2 separate regions of the Homo sapiens genome follow, and region 1 is linked to region 2. Evidence: chromatin loops called from intact Hi-C (ENCODE). Cell type or tissue: ascending aorta. All regions are shown on one strand.

Region 1 (8,000 bases), 59 kb after region 2:
CTATTTTCCCTGATTTGAATACAATGCATTGTATTCCTGTATCAAAATACCTCATGTACCCCATAAATATATATACCTAATATGTACCCACAAAAATTAAAAAAAGAAAAAAAGAAAAACCATCAGCTTGTACACTTATGATTTGCATAAATTTATGTATCTTTACTTGAAAAAATTAAGACTGGCTTCCAGATCAGAGCACAACCAAGACTTACTATATCTACTAAAAGAATGCATAAGTCAAAAGATGGTTGGTTGGTCAGGGATGGAAACAAATACTGACAATTCCCTTCTGAACACTGGACTTATCTTTAGTCTCATGCTCTTAATGAGAAAACTATAGATATAGATATGTTAAATGTAAGTTAGCTCTCCCCCACCCCATCGTCTGGTTCCTATGCCACTATAGCCAATTATTCTTCACTCTACACCAATCTAGATCTAGAAATCAGACTTAGCTTCAGGTTCATTCTATCTTACATATGTACACACACATACTCCTTTCATACTCACCAGATGTGAGGCCTAGAATTTCTCCAGGCATCGTAGGATCTTCAGAATAAGGATGAAGCCAGCAATGAGGATTTCAGTAAATCACCAATCTCTTTCTTGAATCTTCTTTCTCTGACACACTGATATAAACCCTTCCATTATGTAGTCCCTACCTGTACCCTCTCCTGTCTGCTGGCTCACTCCTTCTGGATGCCTTCCTCACCCTACCCCCTAGGAACCAAAAATATAATTCTCTTATATTCTGTTCTATCAAGCCTCTGGAAGTTCTGAGATGCCAAGAATAGGAATTGGGAAGGAAGGTTACAACAGAGGTGACATGATATATGTCTTTGAGTCCTTAGCATGGCATTCAAGGTTCCTCATAATCTTACTCTTGCTAATCTCATTAAAATCATCTCCCTACACCATTTCCATTCACATTTAACACGTGTGTTTGCAGCTCCACTTCACCCATACACCATTCTATTTCTAACCTCTGAGCCATTGCTCACACAATTCTTTTTTGTCTGAATTACCCCCGTATCTCTTAAACCATCTGCTTATCCATTTACACATAACTGAAGTGCCATCTCTTCCAAAAAGTCTTCCTTTACCATAACATTTACAACACTCTAATAAAATTACCTATGTGTTTGTCTCTCCCACCAGATTGTGAGAGCTTTCAGGGCAGAACTATTTCTCTGATTTTCCTCTCTAAGCCTCACTGTACTGTAGGTGTTTAACAAACACCTTCTCACTGTACAGTGTCAATGAAATAGAATAGAAGGGGCAATCATTTTGAGGGAAAGGAACAAGGGGAGTAGATTATGTGTGATTTAGAATCACACATACCTGGATTTGAATCTCTGCTGCCAATTTCATAGCAGAGGGGCCTGGCCAAGCTCCTATGTCCTCCTCCATGTAGTGAATTGACTCATAGTGCACGTATGAGTCAGTAAATGGGAGAGAGAAACACAAGACTTCAGGGTCAGGTTGCCTGGGTTCATATCAGCTTCATTACTAACTTCTAGTGTGACCATAAGAAATTTTCTGACCCTCTCTATGCCTCAGTTCTCTCATTTGAAAAATAAGCTTTGTAATAATTCATTTCTCTTAGAGCTTCTGGAAGGATTAAATTGTGATGAAACCTGATAGAATAGCACTATGCAAATGTTAAATCGTTATTAAAGTTAGCAATTATTATCACATAAAATGGGGATCATAATACTACTTATTTCAAAGGTACTATAAGCATATACAGTGGATGAGTAAATGATAGTTGTTACCATTAATTTATATATGTCAAATAAAGAACATTTATATATTTTTACAAAGAAACTAGAGTGTAGCTGAGGTAGGAAAAATAAATTCTGAGAACTAAAATATCATTCTAAAACTCTACTTAAAACAAAAATCTTAGGCCAGGCATGGTGGCTCACACCTGTAATCCCTCCTTTGGGAGGCCAAGGCCGGCAGATTACCTGAGGTCAGGAGTTTGAGACCAGCCTGGCCAACATGGCGAAACCCCGTCTCTACTAAAAATACAAAAATTAGCCCGGCATGCTGGTGGATTCCTGTAATCCCAGCAAGTTGGGAGGCTGAGGTACAAGGATCGATTGCTTGAATCCGGAAGGTGGAGGTTGCAATGAGCCAAGATCGTGCCACTGCACTCCAGCCTGGGCAACAAAGTGAGACTCCGCCTCAAAAAAAAAAATCTTGCCCAATCCTAGTCAATTTTCAGCATCACTACAGAGAAGAAAAAACAAAAGAGGATTTAATATTATGTACTAACACATGCAGTGAAAATGACATAGGCTTCGGAGTCAGATACGACACACCTGCATTCTAATCCTGGTCCTATCACTTAAGTCATTGTTTCCAATAAAGCATCAGTATTTAGGGTTTTTCCTTGGAAGATGTCTTCCAATACGTTTCTTCACTGTATTCAGCAATTTTTTTAAAACAATCCCGAGGCAAGCAATGCCTGGAAGATGCGGTTGAGAATAAAAATGAATGACATTGTCACTAAGGGTGAGCTCAAGGTAATGAAAACTGCATGAGACACTGGGGCCAGACAGACCTGGAGTTGAAAACGGTTTCCACCTCTGCCTTGCTATGAGACCTTGGGTAAGTTACATAAACTCTCTGGCTCTCAGACGACTCTTCTGTAAATTGAGATAATAATAGTATCTGCTTCACAATCACGTCCTCTGAGAGGAGCCTATGCTGATCCTGCCCACCTACCTATGGCTGTGGTTAAGGAGTCTTAGTCTGTGTTCCCAGAGCCCACTGTTGTTGTTATTTTACAGATGAAAGGCATAGATGTCATTCTGGGTTACCCTGAAAGAACCAAGAATGTGAACCCAAAGATTAGTGGAATTGTCAAAAACAGATGAGCCTCACACTTACAAGGAGACAGCTCTCTCAAGTTTCCTGTTTCTTCTTTAACCATTCATCCCCAGTCCATCTCAGTCTGCAGCTTTTCTCTTTGTGTCTCTCTATGCATTCTCATCATACTCCTAAACGACTTACAATTCTTCACTTGAAGCCCTTTCATGTAATTTTTCTGTGTGTCTGGCTACCACACAAGACTGTGAGATGCTTGAGGAAAAGGATCGAGTTATGTTGGCTTTTACCCACCCAGCAACCAGAACACTTCCTGAATCTTGGCACAAAAACTAAAAATACATCCAACGAAAACTGAAAACTTATTGAAAAAAAAGTTTAGAAATAATATGTATATATATACATATATATAATATATCCAGTTCCTCTCTGCTGTATTAAATATTTCAAATAAATAAACTCCCCATTGCATCTGGGATATATTATTCCCTTTTTTAAAATATGAGATTACTGGGAACCAGAGAACTTCGGAGTCATTTCCATGGTTACAGGGCAGGTATGTAACAGCATGAGCACGGAAACCCTGGTATGTAATGCCAACGCACACAAGGACGGCAGCATAGGCAATCTCCATACCTATGTGTGGACAATGTAAAAATACCTCTTGGGAGAAGGGGCTGCAAATACAGTTTACCAACATGTTACACCAGTAAAGCTGTCATTTTGAGATAAAGGGAAGGGTCTCCCGGACCCATTTTCAACAAGTGGCCAATCTTGGTAGTGCAGACTAAGAAGCAGCCCAGTAAGTTCTTAGAACCGGAAACTCCCCTCCCCCCAAACACCCAACCGCGCAGCCCACGCTGCGGGGCCACGACTTGGCCGGATTTATGTTCATGGCTGAGGATGCCATGGGCCGAGTAAGAAGGAGAACCGCCACCCAACCACGCAGCCAAGAGCAACCCAGGGATCCCTCCTCTGCTTGCTCCCCTCCCCCACCCCTGCTGTACCTTCTGCGCAGCCATCTCGGTAACGGGCGTCAGGGGCGCTCGGCGGCCTGCTGTCCAAGCTGGGGTCAGGAGCCTGGCGGTAGCAAAGAGCATCACCGAAAGGAAGCTGGTAGGCTAGCGAGGCCAGCCCCAAAGACCCACAGATACACGCGCTGCTCCGAACTCGCGGGCCCGCGGCGTCCACTAATGAGATGAACCTGGGCGCGCAGCGGCTGGACCTCAGCTGCTAGGGCGCCGCCAAGGCCCTGCTGGACACCTTCTGGTACCTGGGCCTCGTGTATTACACCTGTGGCTGCCGCCGAGGCGCGGTTCAATTTGAAGTCTGAGCCCCTACAGGCCCGTGAATCCTGGATTACAACTGCAGTTTGTGCAAGAAGCAGCAGCACCTGCACTTCCACTTAGCAACCTCCGGCTTCACGCTCCTCCAGGGCGCAGAGAGCATCAAAGCATTATCACCGACCCAACACACACCGGCGCTGCGTAGTTTCTGCAGCAGGTGTGGGGTGAAGAGTTGCCACACAGCTGTCTGACACCGGGTGTACGGCGTCACCCCTCACTTCCTGGACAAGGCAACATTTTCCTAAAGGTAAAGACCATGAACATGTAGAGGCCCCCTTACTCTCATGCTAGTCCGCATTCAGCCGGAAGCAATTCAGCAAATTTGCCATTTAAGTGACGCCCTGGATCTGTCTTTCAGAGTAGTGGCTTACCCTGCAGCCTCATTTCTCTGATAAGTATTTTTTTAAAGCCATTGATTCAGTTTGTTCATCTTTTTCTTGTTGGAAGAAGGGGGTGGGGTGACAATTTCCAGCTTCTTTACATGAAAGAGCTGAAACCAGAAGTCTCGCTTGTGACCATTTTTGCAATATACTACAATCACTATAAGCCTATGATTTAGAAATATCATGGTAAATGCCTGAGAAGCAGAAAAAATAGTTGAAAGAAGTTTTCTCAGGGAGCCAGAGCAGGAGTGGGGGCGAGTATGGATTTAGATTCAAATGATTTCTGGTTTCATTAAAGGCTAGTGTTATTCTTTAAGAACTTTTAAGATCATGTATGTATATTATTTTGAGAAAATTAAAGAATAAGTGATGCATTTTATGTAGAAATAATCTATATAAATTCTACATAGAAAAATACGTAGAAATACCAAGTTTAATTTCAAGATTAAATAAATGCTCAAAAATACATACAATTCCTAAAACAGTTATTACCACTTACTTGTTAATGTTAGTTGTGACTGTTTATAAATTAACGTGCACATTTTACTCTTGATCCAAATGCTACTGTTTGAACATTAATTGGCTTAAGTAATAATTTTTAAATTGTACTTCACAAAATTTAGAGGAAACAATGCAAGGGAAGGGACTATATTCCCATTTCCCTGATGAAGACACTAAAGCTTAAAAGATTAGGTAACTTGCTGAAAGTCATGCACTAAGTAAGTGGTTGACTGGCACAGTCTCACAAATCCATCTGCTGTTATGTATACCTCTCTCCCTCTACACATTTTTGAATAGCCATGCCTTTATCAGAAAAAATGGTGTTACTCTTCCACTAGGATTGGGAACCAAAATTACTGATAAAAGTACAAGGAGAGTTGAATACGATCTTTCAGTTCTTTTCAAGAATCACAAATCCCTAAGCCAATAAAAAAGTTTAGAAGCTAGAAGCAAAGACAGAGATCTTCCAAATTTGTTTAATGAAGGAAGTCTAAACTCTGATTCCAAAACCTGGCAAAGATAGTTCACTACACACAAAGAAAGATGTGGATCTCTCTCACTTATTAACTTATATTTAATTTTTTATTAATAAAATTTGGGTCCATAAAATTAAACTGTATATAAAAATCTATCATATCCTGGTAGTTTCCTAGTCATGAGAGCATGATGTAATATTAGGAAATATTTTAATTAACCCTCCACAGTATATAAAAATCCATCATATCCTGGTAGTTTTCTAGTCATGAGAGCATGGTGTAATATTAAGAAATATTTTAATTAACCCATTATATCAATAGGTCAAAGGAGAAAAATCCTATCATCTGAGGTGCTGAACAAAGAATTCAATAAATTCAATCAATCTGATGCACTCTGCAGTCGTTCTAAGTTCTTGTCTACTAAAATCCTCGACTACTACACATCCACAATCGCTTCTGTGAAACTCTTGGGACCAAATGGTTCAGAATTTGTCTCCCATACATACATAATATCTATGTCAAGGCCTGTAGTAATACTGTGGAATCTAATACAATGATATTTCTGTAGTGAAACATACAAATGTTCACTCCAAGATCTAAAGATTACAAATAGCATCATGTCAGTTCAAATCAGGTTTTATGGATAAATGAGTCAGGAAAAGTATGTTTTTCAAAGCATTTTGAATGTTAGACTTGTGCACAAGGGATTGTGAGTCTGAATCATATTTCCGTCAACTCTTCTTGCCTTTCATACAATTTTTTTCTTTCTGTTATCTTTTTTATCATTGAAATACAACATTTAGATAGAAGATTGTGCAAATCATAAGGGACAACAAGTTGATGACTTTTTACAAAGTGAACACATGCATGTAACAACCAGTAAGACCAAAATATAGAACATTACTGGCACCCCAGAAACTTATGTTATACCCCTACCTAGTCATTACCCCTGAAATTTAAGCACTATTCTAACCTATGTTACTATAGAATTGTTTTGCCGGCTTTTTATACTTTATACAAATGGAATTATAAATTATGTATATTTTTATGCCTGGTTTCTTTTGCTCAATATGAATGCTTTTAAGATCTGTACACTTTGTTGCATGTAGGGATATTTGCTTGTTTCGTTCCTGAACAGTATTCCATTGTATTAATATACCACAATTTATTCATTCAACTGTTGATATATATTTAGGTTGTTTCTAGTTTGTGACTATTTCCAATAATGCCACTGTGAACATCCTTATGTCTTTTGAAAAACAGGTTTATGTATCTCTGTTGGATATATACTTGTGTGGTAAGCAGAATTCTAAGGTGATCTCCAATGACTCTTGTCTTGGTATAATCTCTTCCCATTGGGTGTAGGTGGAACCTGTAAATATGATGAGATCTTACTTTTATGATTATATTACTTCATATGGCAAAAAGGATCTTGCAGATATAATTAAGGTCACAAATCAGTTGCCCTTAAAGTAGGTGAGGCAGACCTAATCAGGTGAGCACTTACAAGGGCCCAGGTTTTTGCTGAGAGATTCGAAGCATGAGAGAGCATTTGGAGGGGGCCACGTGACAAGGAACTGCAGGAGTCCTCTAGGTGATGAGTTGCTGCCCCTTGTTGACAGCCAGCAAAAGAATGGAGGGACCTCAGTACTACAGCTACAGGGCACTGGACTCAGCTGGCAACATAGATGAGTCTGCAAGGGCTTCTTCCCCAGAGATCCAGAAAGGAACACAGGAAGTCCAAGAGCATCTCACCCTGTGAGACCTTGAGCAGGGAAACCAGTCACATGGTGCACAGACCTCTGACCTACACAACTGTGAGCTAATAAATGAGTGTTGGTGTAAGCTGCTAAGACTGTAGCAATGTGTTTAACACCAACAGAAACCACTATAGATTTTGATACCTGGATGTGAGGTGTAGTCACTGTAAACACCTTAAAATGTAGATGTGGCTTTGGAACTGGATAGTAAGCAAAGGCTGGAAGAATTTTGAGATGCATGACAGGGAAAGCCTAAATTCCCTTGGACAGACTGGTAGTAGACGTCAGCTGGATATCCAAACTGCTTTGGAACTCCTCTTTTCTGCCTTCTGTTTTCTCCTGTATAAAATAGAATGTTTATAGATGTTATCCTATGCCCGTCCCATCATTGTATGTGGTGGTGTTGGGGGAAGATAGCTTGTCACTTTAGTGCTGATGGTCCACAGTTGGAGAGGGATTTTGCCCTAGGAGTTTTACTGGATAGGATCATACCCAGGAATCTCATCCGTTCATGATTCAGATGATGAAATTCAGATGAGCTTTTGGAATTGAGCTGATGCCATAATACAAAGAAATTTGGAGACTGTGGGATGGATTGAATGTATTTTATACGTGGGAAATACTGGATCACTGAGGGCCAGAGGGCAGGCTGAGGCAGGCAGAATTCTAAGATGACCTCTAATGACCTCTGGTCTT
Region 2 (8,000 bases):
CCTCGCCAGATAGCGATCCCTAGTATGTACCGCTTGCGCCCGCACAGACTTCTGTTTGTCTGCCTTGCTTAAAATGCATCCCGCCTGGAGCACCTCTCGTACCATGTGCGGTCTCATGGGCAGGAGGGAGGCTTTTGTTTCCTTGGCAGACCCTCTGAATCACGCTTGCAAACTGTTGCCAGGCCCTGTTTTCAGTTGGCACGTTTTTCAGTTGCTTTCAAAATCGCTTCTTGGTTACCCTGTAAAATGTTTCGGAGAAGCCTATGCCGCTTGGGGTTTTAGGTGCTGTAACTGTTCACCCTGCTTTTGGGCGGGGGGGGGGGGGGTGGGGGGCGAGGGGTGGGCGGGGAGTGTGTGTGTCTGCCTGTGCGCCCTGTGATGTTTTTGGTTCTTTTATATTTCACACATATTCGTGGGTGCGTGCACATTTTTGATACCAGCCTTGTGGTTTGTTTGGTAGTGGAGGCCTTTAAAGTCTGACCAGCTTGGTTGTGTGGCATCTTTTAGTATTTTTTTCCCTTGAGTTGTTTTCTCCTTCACAGCGTTCGCCCTTGTTGTCAGGGAGGCCTTCTGTGGTGGGAGTTGGTTTAAAAAATCAGTTTTGAATTCGTAAAAACATTAGGAAATCCTACATCTTGTGCTCTTTCTGCACTCGACAGTCGCTCTAGCCTCTGAAGTGGTATCTCATTTGCCCCTTTCAGAAATTTCTTTTTCTATTTCTATGTAGGTCATTTGGTTTTCAAAAAATTTTCACAAGTAATTTTTCACTGCTGACTTTAAATCGCTATTTCCCATGTAGATTAACCTTACTGAATAGATGCTGCTGGGGATCTGCTAGCCAAACGCATCTGATCAGAAAAACTGTATTCACAGAATTTGATTTCCCATACTCAACTTCCAACTCCCATTGCCCCTTACTGGATACCATAGAAGAACCATGGTTCTCTGGATTTAAGTTTGTTTTTGAAAGAAAGTGGTTTCCATTCCATATTTGAATGTAGTGACATTCCGCTTAACCTCCCTGACTCCCAGTAACCACAGGAATGGAATCTTTTGTGGTGATTACATCCCAACAGAGTTAGCTCTAGCGATGTTCAGCTGGTACAGAATTGTCAAACTATTAGGATTCCTGAACAATCTCTCAATGATAGAGAGTAATTGTTTTGTCTCACAGTACCACCTTTTCTGGGTGCCAAATTAAAAGCTCTCACGTTTGCCTCAGTACTTGCTTGAAGTCAGGAATCCCATCTAGAATAGCTAAATCTCTCTTCTGGACCTTCCGCTGTTCCCCCAGCCATGTCTGACATTAGGTAGAAGGAAAACCTATTTTGTGAAGAGGGTATTCGAATGAAAAGATCATTCCTAATTTCTAGAGCAACCTAGACTATGTCATATCTCTTAAACATTATTGACAGGTATTGGGGTCCCTTAACTTTTTTTTTTGAGATGGAGTCTTGTTCTATGGGTCACTGTTACGCACTTTCTATTAAGAAATTTTGGGTTTCGCTATGTAAATTCTAGGTTCCTCTTCTGGATTTCATCTCCCATGACAGTTGAGGAAATGTCTAGTTTTTGAAGAGAGTATGGGTGGGGGCTGGGGGACCGGGCGCGGTGGCTCACGCCTGTAATCCCAGCACTTTGGAAGGCCGAGGCGGGCAGATAACGAGGTTAGGAGATCAAGATCAGCCTGGCCAGCATGGTGAAACCCCGTCTCTACTAAAAATACAAAAACTAGCTGGGCATCGTGGTGTGCGCCTGTAATCCCAGCTACTCGGGAGGCTGAGGTAGGAGAATCGCTTGATCCCGGGAGGCGGAGGTTGCAGCGAGCCGAGATCGTGCCACTGCACTCCAGCCTGGGCGACCGTCTCAAAAAAAAAAAAAAAAAAAAAAGACTGATTTTCCCCCTCGTCCCTGTCCCCCAATGGACAAGTGCCTACTTTTTCTTATTCTAAAAAAAATTTGAAGACGACATGTTGGAGTAAAGGTAAGTTTGGTTGCTTGATACAGAATTTGCTCTGGATGGTTAACATATTTTCTAAGAAACCTATGTTCTGTTGATCAGGTCACCTTTGAAAGAAGTAACCCTGAAAGGGGTGAAAGGTGGCCATAAATATTTTTAAGTCCTGTAGAAAATTGATAAAAATTGAAGTGTGTATGTGTAAGAGCTTGTAAAGAAACAGCAACATTAGAGGGCCCTTGTGGGATAGATGGTTTAAAGGGCTCTGATGCTGGAGCTGCTCCTTGTCTCACTTGCCTTTAAGTGGAGTTCAATTGTAAGAAAAAGCATGTCCTCCCTCCATAGTTGTTGACTGGGAAAAGGGAGATTAGAGCTTACAGCACTAACAGCTGGCCAGAGTTTTATTTTTCAGAGTTCCTTTTGTGGAAGCATCAGTCAAAACAAATATTCTCAGCATCATTCTTGTATTGCAATCATCTTTCTGAATGACTGTTGGCCTATTAGAATATGGACTTTTTGAGGACTAGGACCCAGACTGAATCCTCCCCCATATCCTCAGAGCCTAGAACAGTGCCTGAAATTTGGAGACATTTGTCTTTGATCCACAGATTAGAAATGTCTACAAGTGTATTCCCGATTTCTGAGCTTCATAATGTACCTGGGACAATCTGTTATTCCCTCAGGCTCTCATCTGGCCTCACAGTGAAACTGCATTCGATAATTCACTGAAGGCTTTTCCAATTCAAAATGGTTGATGAGCCATAGTAGGTGCTCAATAAGTATTTGTTGATTAGAGGAATGGATGAACCAATAAAACCCTATTAATAAGAATTTTTCTTTTTAGGTGAATGGCATAGATGTTGTTCAGATTTACTTTGAAAGAATCAAGTATGTGAATGGATGGATGAATGGAATTGTGAAGCACAGATGAGCTCTTTCACACTCCAAGGACACAGCTCATCCTATGCTTTTGGACACTTCTTCCCTGTTTATTACAATGACTATTCTCCAGGTTGTTGCACTACCGCTGTATCTGTACATAATTCTAACTTGGCACCTGTGGCCTTTTTTGTGCTCTTATGTGTCTGTATTTCCCGGCAGAGTATACGCCCTTGAATGCCAGGAACTTGTTTCCTTAGTCTTTTTTATATATCTAGCATATAAGATATTGCTTAGAATATGGTAGACATCACTGAAGATTTGTTTCAGTAGTTCATATTTTGTAATGATACTGAATGGTTAAACAATCCCTTTCTAATCTGTCTAGCATATATGTGACTTTTGTTTATCAAGTGTCACACAACTGCTTCAAGGCAGCTGTGAGATACTAGAAAGCAAAAATTCTTACTCCTATGTCTGTGTCATCCCAGATGTGTGCCTCCAGATGGCAGTATACTACACTATCTGTAAAATATATTTGCAAAGCCAGGCACAGTGTTACGCGTCTGCCTCAGGAGGCTGAGGCAGAAGAATAGCTTGAGCCCAGGAGCTTTAGTCTAGCCTGAGCAATATAATGAGACTCCGTCTCTTAAAATATTTGCCCAAACATTGAACCTAAATTTGACCATGCCCCTAGAAATAATTCCTAATCTTTAGAAAATAGGGCAGAGAAACATTATTTTACACCATGGAGATGAGATCAGCAGAATCCAGACTATAAGAAACTACAGGACACATGACCTAGTTTCTTCTGTAAATAACTTGCAAGGATGAAAGATGGAGGATGAACCTATAGATTTAAAGAGACTTAAGAGACATATTAACCAATTGTTAATTGGATCTTATTTGAATTGTGATTTGACCGAACTGTAAAACGAATACATTTATGAGACAATCGGGGTAATTTGAACATTGGTGGGGTATTTGGTATTAGAATAATGGTTTTATCATTATGTTAGAAAGAAGGGTCCTCATCTACATTCTCAAACATCTGTGGCTGATATGATATGATTCTTGGAATTTGCTTCAAAATAATAAGTCTGGATGTTAAGTGCATTGGAAATATTGATGAAACGAAATTGGCCTTGATAATTGTTGAAGCTGGGTGATGGCTAAAATGATGGTTCATTATATATGTTCATCTCTATTTTTGTATGTTTGGCATTTTCCGTAATAAAGTTTATAAAAATAATTACTGGAGTTATTCTTATTAAGCCTAATATATAAGGTAGAAAAAAAGGAAAATATTTAGATTGTTTAAAAAAGGTTGGCTGTGGCATACCGCTTCTGGCCCAAGGGGTCAAATGCCCAAAAAGAGAAGGGAGAAATACCCTGGAGTGGCTAGCAGTTCCCTTGCTGTAGACCAATGTTAGCAGTTTTTTCTTTTAATTTGGCCCATTGAAATAGGAAAAGCTAGATTCTTATTTATTCATACTAGAAAATAAGAATGGATTCTTATATGCTGTTGAGCAGGGGTTTTGATAACACCTACATACCAGTTCATACAAATGTGAAAAATCAAAGAGGTGGAGTCTCCAAGGAGAAAGTTTATGGAATTTTATAAAAATCTACATAAGCCACTTTTTGAATAGTTTTTAAGGGAACAATAGCTGTAAACTTGTTAGCTGCACATAATTAAGTTTAAAGTTATATTTGAAGGTAGGTAAAAAAGGAAATTAAGCAGTTAACATTCCTGACTTCAGTGGACCATTTTGCATTTCACAGATTGCAGATACTCCTTCAGTTCTGGACTGTGCTTAAATTTCTGCAAAGGCTAAAATTCTGTAAAGGCTGTGCTTACATCAACAAACATGGTGTCTGTCCTGATGTTTTTGTGAGTCAAGAAGGAACAGGCAGAAAGTGAGAAGAGTATTAAAGGTCCCTCCTAGGGAAGATGAATTCCTTCCTAAGTGTGAAGTACTGAAGCTGAAGCTGCCCCTTCTACTTCTGTTCTTTAAGTGTGTTCCAATCCCAAGAGCAAGCAACTCCCCAGAACCAACTGTTACTGGGAAAAGGGGAGGTGAAAAGTTTACCTTAGAGCCCTTTACCAGTCATAGCTGGACAGAGCTTTCAGTTCCAAGATTCCCCTGTGAGAAGGCACCATGATATACCAGAAAAACTTTCATCAAGTTTTCCCTGGAAATTGTTTTCTAATTTGAGTCTACTCTGATTGTAGCAGATTTTTTTTTTTTTTGAGATGGAGTCTTGCTCTGTCACCCAGGCTAGAGTGCAGTGGCACGATCTTGGCTCACTGCAAGCTCCGCCTCCCGGGTTCACACCATTCTCCTGCCTCAGCCTCCCAAGTAGCTGGGACTACAGGCGCCCACCACCACGCCCGGCTAATTTTTTGTATTTTTAGTAGAGACGGGGTTTCACGGTGTTAGCCAGGATGGTCTCAATCTCCTGACCTCGTGATCTGCCCGTCTCGGCCTCCCAAAGTGCTGGGATTACAGGCGTGAGACACCGCGCCCGGCCAGCAGATTTTTTTTTAAGTTTAGAGGCAAGCAGAGCCAGGGAAGCTGTAGTTTGGTGGATGTAAATTAAAACAATTTAGTGATTCGGAATCCAACAAGCTATAGCTCAAAACTGTCTTGACCAGAGGCTGTATGGCCTCTGCCAGATTAGTTTACCTCTCTAATTTTCAATTTTCTCATCTGTAAATTTGCGGTAATTACAGTCCCTACTTTTGTAAATCACTGCTTCTGAGAAGCCCTTCTTGATATTTTTTGAAATAGTTCTTTTTTCATACAGATGGGCTCTTGCTCTGTTGCCCTAACAGGAGTGCAGTGGCATGATCATAGCTCATTGCAGCCTCAAATTCCTGGGCTCGAGAGATCCCCCTGCCTTAGCCTCTAGAGTAACTGGGACTACAGATGTGTACCACCACACTTGGCTATTTTTTCAGTTTTTGTAGAGATGGAGTCTCGCCATGTTGCCCAGGCTGGTCTCAAACTCTGGGGCTCTAGCCATCTACTTGGCTTGGCCTCCCAAAGTGCTGGGATTACAGGTGTGAGCTACCATGCCCAGCCCTGTTTTGTCATAGTTCTTATCAAAAGTATACTTATTAGCCTGAATGTCTCTGTCTTCTTAATTCTGAGGTCCACTAGCTTTGAGAGCCAGACTGGGTTGTCTCTGTGTCCTGAGTCGGGCACAGAGCCTGGAATATGGCATCCCACAGATGTTCCTAACATGTTTATTATATAAATGGTTGCCACACCTCCTACTTGTGAAAAACACATAGCTATTATTTTGCCAGGTATTTGTTTACCTGAAAATATGAAAAATGAGATACCGTAAGACTGTGATCTCTGATCAAGTTTCTCTTTTAAGTTTCCCTTTATTGGGAAGAATATTTCATCTATAAACCATGCCTTTATTTTTCAGGATTTTCCAGTACCAATATATTCCTGACTTCTTAGCTTCATAAAGGACTGTGTGATATTCCCTTAGGTGCTAAATTGGCCCACAGCTGCATTTGATAATTCACTGAAGGCTTAAAGCTTCCCAAATACAAATGATTTAAGAACATGGTAATCCTTCAGTATTTATTTAATGTAAGAACCTTTGAATGAACACAAGTATCCTAATTATTTTAATTTACAGGTAAAAAACATAGACAGCAATTAGGATTATTAGGATTATATGGTAACAAGCTCATATAGACAAGGCTAAAGCCTGACTGATTTGACTGGTAAAAATACAAGGAACCACTTTTAGATTGAGACAGTTTAGTACTTACATAAACAGTACAAAGAATGAACCAAAGAGGCCAACTCCCCAGGTCCTTGTCTCATATACCCTAAAAGACAACAAAGAAACAAAAGGGGCTAGATGACTATAATGCAAGTTGAGGGATACTCCCTGGCTGAGGAGCCAAATCTATACTGCGGCTGAGTGGCTATATATTCCGCAGCTCTATTCTAAAAGGCACAGGAAGGAAAGCTCCATACCTCATCAGAATCTGGTAAGTGATGAGAAATTCATTCAAGACAGCCTCTCAGGAGAGAGAGGGAAGTGACTGGGAGAAGGCCTTATAGCAGCTCCTTACAGCCTCTGATCTTCTTGTGTTCTGGGAGGATCACAAAACAATTAACCAAAACTCAGATTAGCTGCAGTTCAAGCCTACATGGATATATGCAAGGGTGCCAGGCCATCATGGAGGAGCCATTCCCCTACAACTCCACTCTCCTTTCATATATCCACCTAAGGATTCTTTTTACAAACATAAGCCACCTGTTGTGGCCACTCTAAAGATACAGAATGGACCCCATGCAAAATTTGGTTTAGATATCAAGAGCGATAATGCTGTATATACATCAACAGGGTATTCAAAGGTTTATTACTCGCATAATGAGGCTCTTTTGGGAGAGCAAGGCAGGCTTCCAAAGCTGATCTGAAAATGTCTTGATAGAGCTAGGAAAGGAGACTAGCTTACAGTTTTTATGGTGGTTAGGGGTGCTGGGGTGAGGGTTCCAATGTGCAGCTGGGGACTTGCATGGTTTGAAACTCCTTTCAACAACAAAGGAGAGAGCACCCAGGAATTTCATTAGCTTGTCCAAATGCAGGGCTTAAGGAGAACTGAGGTGAGGCTTAGATGCTGTCAGCAAACATCCAAAAAAAAAAAAAAGACAGCTTCCTTATTACAATTTACTCCTGATGTTCGAGAAATAAAATGTACTACGTTTTTGTAGTTGAATTCAAACAGATTTAAATAATCCATTATGGTGCTCTATGAGGTCTGTAGCCTGATACCTGTAAGAAAGATGAAAGTTCCATCAACTGTCTCATTCTAGAGCTCAGCATTGTGTATTCTGGGAAGTGAAATGAATGTCTTGGTGGCAATAAATGGCATCTGGAACTCTAACGGCAGTAACGAGTGTCTTAATGAGGCCTTGTATTATAGTTTTATTATATGTAAAGGCATGTATGGTATTGACTTATATTTTGGTATCTGTGAGGCAAGAGATTCCCAGAGTTCCATACCCCAAAAAAGACACTGGATAAGGAATTTCTGTTGCTGCCATTGTCCAAACCAGACAACCATATAATTGGCAATAACCTAAGGGTCTAAATACTTACAGAGGGGGTCAATTAGTGACCCAGG

Evidence for each region. Hi-C counts contacts between places; a loop is a spot of excess contacts. Peaks named below come from ENCODE experiments on the same cell type or tissue, not always from the same donor. Only the 100,000 strongest peaks of a DNase experiment are listed, where the experiment ranks them.
Region 1: a loop joins it to region 2, with 6 times the contacts of the local background. A loop is called at or near these places in 3 of 110 quality-filtered maps.

The regions. Positions count from the first base shown.
Region 1 is chrX:51,392,251-51,400,250 of GRCh38, forward strand. It overlaps LOC105373204 (a long non-coding RNA gene), which reads right to left and starts at 4,336. Exons shown (of 7, transcript XR_007068239.1): 1 at 3,846-4,336; 2 at 2,737-2,832. It also overlaps the pseudogene LOC100419238. In ascending aorta, a CTCF peak has its summit at 3,589; DNase peaks (open chromatin) are centred at 3,741 and 3,940; H3K4me3 peaks cover 1,837 bases; H3K27ac peaks cover 598 bases.
Region 2 is chrX:51,333,438-51,341,437 of GRCh38, forward strand. It overlaps NUDT10 (nudix hydrolase 10), which reads left to right. Exons shown (of 2, transcript NM_001304963.2): 1 at 1-22; 2 at 2,802-4,088. The coding sequence ends at 2,802. LOC105373204 (a long non-coding RNA gene) reads right to left here. Exons shown (of 7, transcript XR_007068239.1): 4 at 6,636-6,695. Among named protein-coding and RNA genes, the nearest start is that of NUDT10, 4.6 kb to the left of the region's middle. In ascending aorta, a CTCF peak has its summit at 3,342 (motif pointing right); no DNase peak of the experiment used is centred here; H3K4me3 peaks cover 440 bases.